Regions from separate parts of the Mus musculus genome. Here region 1 is linked to region 2. The links are chromatin contacts, found by POLR2A ChIA-PET in ENCODE. All regions are on one chromosome and are shown on one strand. Each heading gives the region's core, a stretch centred on a gene start or an enhancer-like site at or near the end of the contact. The rest is flanking DNA. Distances are from core to core; before and after follow the strand shown.

Region 1 (2,700 bases), core at 92-2,591, 59 kb before region 2:
CTGACCACACTTTCCAAAGGCCAGGGCAAGGACAGCCGCCTTTAGATCTCCAATCCAACTTCCTCTCCTCCTGCTGGGAGCAGCTGGCATTCAGAAAAGACTTGTTTATACATGTAAACAAACAAACAAAAAGCCAGAGTATTTGTCTTCCCACTTCTGAATGCATGCAGACTTATTTTATTTATCCCTTTGCCTGAGGCTCAGCATGGGTAGTAGGTGATCTGCCTTAGGGCCCAGGTTCACCACTGCTGGGAGCCTTGGGGCCGTTCAGGGACTGGAGCAGGTCAGATCACTCTGCACTGAGGTCCGCTTACAACCTTAGAGTGAGGTCTACTGCGTGCCAGGGCAGATTAGGCTGGGTGATCAGGTCCTGTTCCTGTCCTAATGCAGACTAGGGCCCCGGGAGAAAGCTGTGTGACAAAAGTCAAGTTGATGATGCTAGACAACTCTCAACTCTAACTGCGGGACGTATGAACAAGACTCTTCTGGGGGCCGCGGAGGTTTGCTAGCCTCGAGGCAGAGATGAGCATCAGAATGCTGGCTTTGATTCCCTCCTGGCCTCACTCTCCCTTCTGTCCTAAGGGGGAAACATTCCCTACCTTGCTTTCCTCGCAGCTTATAAAATCAGAGATATAAAAGGGCTTGGTCAGCTATAATACAGCACGAGAGGCCGGCAAGGAAATGAACACAGCATTTTCCAGACTTCTAAAGGCTTTCCCTTAACCAGCTTCTCCAGGCACACACTTAGTCGCCTACCTCAAGATCCACCCTTATTTATCGTAGTTGAGCATCTCAGTAGGAAAGCCCGAGTCTTACTATAAGTGCCCTGGGGGAATCACAGCCTCGTTAAGGGTAAACTGAGGCCTGAACATCCCACTCTAGGTACTCAGGAATGAATCAGAAACAACCAAGAACAGAGCAATTGCTGGAGGCTTCCCCCCCACCCCCCTCCGGTGGTCCTGAGCCAGGGGAATACCTGCCACAGGTCCCAGGTGTCTGGGAAAAAAAGTCTTTCCCCAACCATAGGAGACACCGGGTGATCCAAAGGCCAGTACCTCGCTGCCCTACGAATCCCGAACACCCTCGGGGTTTTTCGAGAGACAGACCCTCGAGGATCAAGGAGGGGCGGGGCGAGGAACCTCTACTCTGCAGCCGGACCTCGCCCTCGGGGCAAGGCCGGCGGGGAGGGGCGCCTTGCCGCTGCGCTGCTACCGTCCCCCCCCCCCCCGCCCCCGACGGCCGCTCCCGCCGCTCGAGCCCCGCCCGCCCGGCGGCCCCGCCCGCGCTGCCCCCGCCCCCGCAGCGATCGCTCAGCCTCCGCCGCCCAAACTTTTTTCTCCGGGCGCGTCTCCGGCGGCGGCCGCCCCCGCGCATGGGCGCCGCGCTGCAGGGGGCCTGACCCCCGCCGCGGGCACCGCGCCTCCCCAGCCCCGCGCCATGGCGGCCCGCGCGCCCCCCGCCGCACCTGCGGCCGACGAGCCTGGGAGCCCCGGCGGCCCCCCGCGCAGGAAGAAGTCCCGCTCCGGCCTCCGCCGTGCCTTCAGCTGGCTGAGGGGCAAACGGCGCAAGAAGAAGGCGGCCGGGGCCGAGGGCGCCGAGTCCACAGCCTCGCGGGCTAAGAAAGCGGACGACAAGGCCAAGCGGGCCAAGGGCAAAAGCCGAGGTGAGCTGGCCTGGCACCTGGGTCGAGCGCGCCCATGGGTGTGGCAGGGTGGGTCCCTCTGGTGGGGTCGGCTGTAATGTGGACGGCTTGTCTCCTAGGCAATGGTTTTGGGGGAAGTGAAGAGCCCAGGGCACCCCAAGATAGGTCCTGCGCCGCTCCAGGGGCACAACCTATCCAACTGTGAGAGGCAGAGACCCCCATCTGGGCAGGGATCCCCTAGTTTACGCAGGAAGTGCTGGCTGGCTGGCCCTCCTGGTGGAAAGACACTTTCCTTCTCCTAAGTTGTGCCCTCTGCTGAGTCAAGGGGTCAGAGATTTGACACTGGCCCAGGGCCAATGGGAGAGGCAGGTGGCCTTGGGTCTTGGGGTGTCGGTCTCTTTGGGTCTTTAAGGTCAGCCTACTCAAAAGGAGTTCTTTTTGCCCTCCAGGTAGATCCTGGTTCCAGCTCCCCAAAGTACTCAGCTTGGAGTCCTTTGCTTGAGGTTGTTACCAGTGTTAGCTTTTCCCATCTCCACACCCCGCACCCCCCCTCCCCTCCCTTACCTGGGCCAAACCACAAACATCCACCTCCTGAGGTGGTGAGATCACCTTCCTGAACCAGAGTCCTCTCCTCATCACTCACCACTCTCCCTAGTCCCTTGTCCCCCGTAGTAACCTGCTTGTGTTGAAAATGGAGAAACTGAGGCTCAAGTGAGGTGGAGAGCCTTTGCCTGTGCTGCTGTGCCAGGAGAAGTCAGCAGCTGCTTCCTAGTGTTTGGAAGTTTTGAGCCCATGGCTCTCCCTGGACTCTAAGGGGTGGGAAGCCTGAGAGATGGGGGAGATGGGGAAGGAAGAAACTGGGAGCCTTATATCCCTGTTAAGGTCACTGTACTTTTGGCCACTTGTTTGGCTTCTCCCCCATCTCCTGTTTCTGTCATCAGTTTGGTGGGGAGACCTTTAGTCTCTGCTGGGGCGGGGGGGGGGGGTAGAGGCCAGCGGCTGCTGGAAGTTTATCTTCCTATACTGCCAAGCTAAAGTGCTGAAGGTGAGGGAATGGC
Region 2 (2,700 bases), core at 93-2,592:
AGAGGTGAATGAATGTTCTTAGTGACAGGGTCTCTGTATAGAGCTCTACCTAGCCAGGAACTCATTATGTAAACAAGGCTGGCCTCCAAATTGCAGCCACCCCCCTGTCTCTGACTCTCAGGTATTAAGATTACAGGTAGCATGTACCACCACACCCAGGATAGGTAAATTTAAAAAAAAAAATAGCTTGGTGGTGCAACCGCCCTTAGCGTAATTCTAGTCCAGTCTTTATCTGGCTTGTAAAACAAAGTTTACAAGCCCCTCATGACTTGGCTCCTACCTGTCTCTCCTTAGAGAACATGTCAAAGGACAGCAATAGGTTCTGTGGAGGAACATCAGAGGCACGGGCAGGCAGGGATGGAAACGGTTCTGTTGGCAGGGAGTTGTGGTGGCCGAGCAGTACTGTGCTTGCTTTATTCCATTTAAATCAGTGTCCTTGGACAAAGGGTGTGTGAGGGCACTGAAGGCTGAGTCCAGGGCCTTACTCATGCTTTACCACGGAGCTGAGCCTAGCCTTCTCCCTGTTCTACAATATTCTTGCTTCCCCTTGGGTCTTCCCTGTCTGAAATGCAGTTCTCAGCGCCCGCGTGTACACAACACACACACACACACACACACACACACACACGCCAGAAGAGGACGTCAGATCCCCTGATACAGGCCGTACCGAATAACCTGACATGGGTGCTGGGAACTGAAAACGGGTCTTCTGTAAGAGCAGTACTTTCTTTCCATTTCAGAGCCATCTCTTCGGCCAGCTCGCCCCTTATTTCTTTTCAGAACTTCAGTCATAGGAACTTTCAGTACGTGTTTTATTTGGGTTATAGGTCCTTTTAAATTTCCGGTTCTCTCCGCCAGAGTCCTGGAAAGACATGGCCCTGACTCCCTAGAGCCTAGCAGTGCTCCCGGCATGGAATAGGATGGGTGGAATGAGGTTCCCAGCCCCAGGAATGGCTGGAGCACAAGCTACGTGCACACAAAGGGTGAGCCCACTGGAGTTTCTCTTGCACCCTGAGAATGGCTGCTTGACTGATCAACTAGCAGAGAGGGCCGTAGAGCCGCCCAGGCGCGGAGACCGCGGCCCCACTCGTTTAGGGATTGGCATCGGGAATCATGGGACTTCAAATTCTCGGTACCCAACGGCGCATCCCAACCCCCCACCAAGGCCTGACCTGCAGGTTCCGGGTGATAAGATGCAGCTTCTCCTCAGGGCTTGGAGCATCACCCATGGCTCCGCTGTCTCTGTTTCCCGCGCTCAGCCGGCACCCGCGCCCTTTCCTCGTTCGCCGTCGTCTCCGCGTGCCGGGAACTGTCACGCTAGTCCCGTCGGGTTGCATCAGCTGAGCTCGTCGCTCCGCTTGCTAGGCCTAGATTCTGTCTGTCCCCTCCTCTCCCCGAGCATCCCCGAGTCAGGAGCAGCAGAGAGTCGAAAGAATCGATGAAACAGGAAGGGGCGGAACCATCCAAAAAAAAAAAAACCAAAACAGTGTAGGTGGAGCTGGGGGGCGGGGTTAGGAAGGCCGCCCATGACGCACCCTCTCAGGGGCGGGGCGGTTTCCTGCCAATCACTGCTTGCTTGCCCTCCCCCTGGTGTTGGCCCCGCTGCCTCGGGGTGGGGGAGGTCGTGAAGGGGGCGATAAAATGGCGCAGGGGGCGGAGTGAGGTGCTGCCGCTCGCCCAGGCTTTTGGCCCGGCTTCCGGAGGTGAAGAGCGGGCGGGACGTAAGGGTCGGCGCCCGTCGTCTAGGCGAGGGGTCGGGGGGGAGGGGGCGGGCCGCCTGTTGCTTCTCCACAGGGCCGCGTTCTTCGTCTTGCCCCCGTGAGGAGTAGGGAAGCTCGTCTCGCTGAGGGAAGGGCTGCTTCTCGCGCCAGAGGTGATGGCGGGCGGGGAGGTTGTCCCTGCCCCCCACCTCCACATCCGTGGGCGAGTGACGCCCCTCATCCCGCTGAGGAAAAGGGAGCTGTCAGGTCCTCGGGCCGCCGGCCCTGCCAGTGGGGGCGGGGGGGGGGGTCTTCCTCTCCCGGTGCCTGCCTTCCCCGCGGGAGGCTGTTGCTAGGGAGAGCGGGGATGGCGGGCTTCCCGCGGGGCGTCGTGGCGGGAGAGGGCGACCCACTCCGGGCGACCGCGGGCCGCAGCCTGCCGAGATGTGGCAGTCAGCGTCTGTCCCCTGAGGTCGGGTGCCCTGGCGGAGCCCGCGGGGGGACCTGGGTCGCCCCTGGGGGGAGGGGCGCGGAGGGAACACGCGCTCCTCCCGCTATCCGCGGGGAGGCGAGGACTCGCTCTCCCGAGTGGGAGGAGGAGGGAAGTGCAGAGGCCCTGGGCGCGGCGGGCGGGCGGGTAGTGTTCCCGACGGGGAGGCCCGCGGGCATCCTCGCAAGGTATCCCTGGGCCACCGTTGCTGGGTTTCATCCAGGGCCGCAGGGAATGCTGCAGACACCTAAGGTGAGCCCTTCTTCAGAGGGCCACCAAATGAGGACGGAGTTCACCGGCTGCCCTCATTTTTTGTTTTTTGTCCTCCCCCCCCCACCCCCCCGTGGTTGTTAAGAGCCCCAGGCTTTAATAGACTATTCTTGTAAAAGAAACCTGTTGCTTCAGTTTAGAAAAATCTGCTGCCTGGGCCTGTGTGGGAATTCTTGGCTCCCTAGTCTGGGGGAATTGTTACCTAAAGCAGAGATTTCCAGACCGGTTATCTTTCCATTT

Evidence for each region. ChIA-PET counts read pairs that join two places held with the same protein, here RNA polymerase II (POLR2A).
Region 1: POLR2A ChIA-PET joins it to region 2 with 15 read pairs in embryonic stem cell. The contact joins the promoter of C77080 here to the promoter of Yars in region 2. POLR2A ChIA-PET finds 5 or more read pairs at or near these places in 4 of 5 experiments (Patski and embryonic stem cell).

What each region holds. Positions count from the first base shown.
Region 1 is chr4:129,247,084-129,249,783 of GRCm38, reverse strand. C77080 (expressed sequence C77080) reads left to right here and starts at 1,341. Exons shown (of 7, transcript NM_001033189.3): 1 at 1,341-1,663. The coding sequence starts at 1,438. The region is part of intron 1 of Gm12976 (a long non-coding RNA gene); the gene reads right to left.
Region 2 is chr4:129,188,545-129,191,244 of GRCm38, reverse strand. Yars (tyrosyl-tRNA synthetase) reads right to left here and starts at 1,342. Exons shown (of 13, transcript NM_134151.5): 1 at 1,173-1,342. The coding sequence starts at 1,229. It overlaps S100pbp (S100P binding protein), which reads left to right and starts at 1,666. Exons shown (of 7, transcript NM_001379590.1): 1 at 1,666-1,703.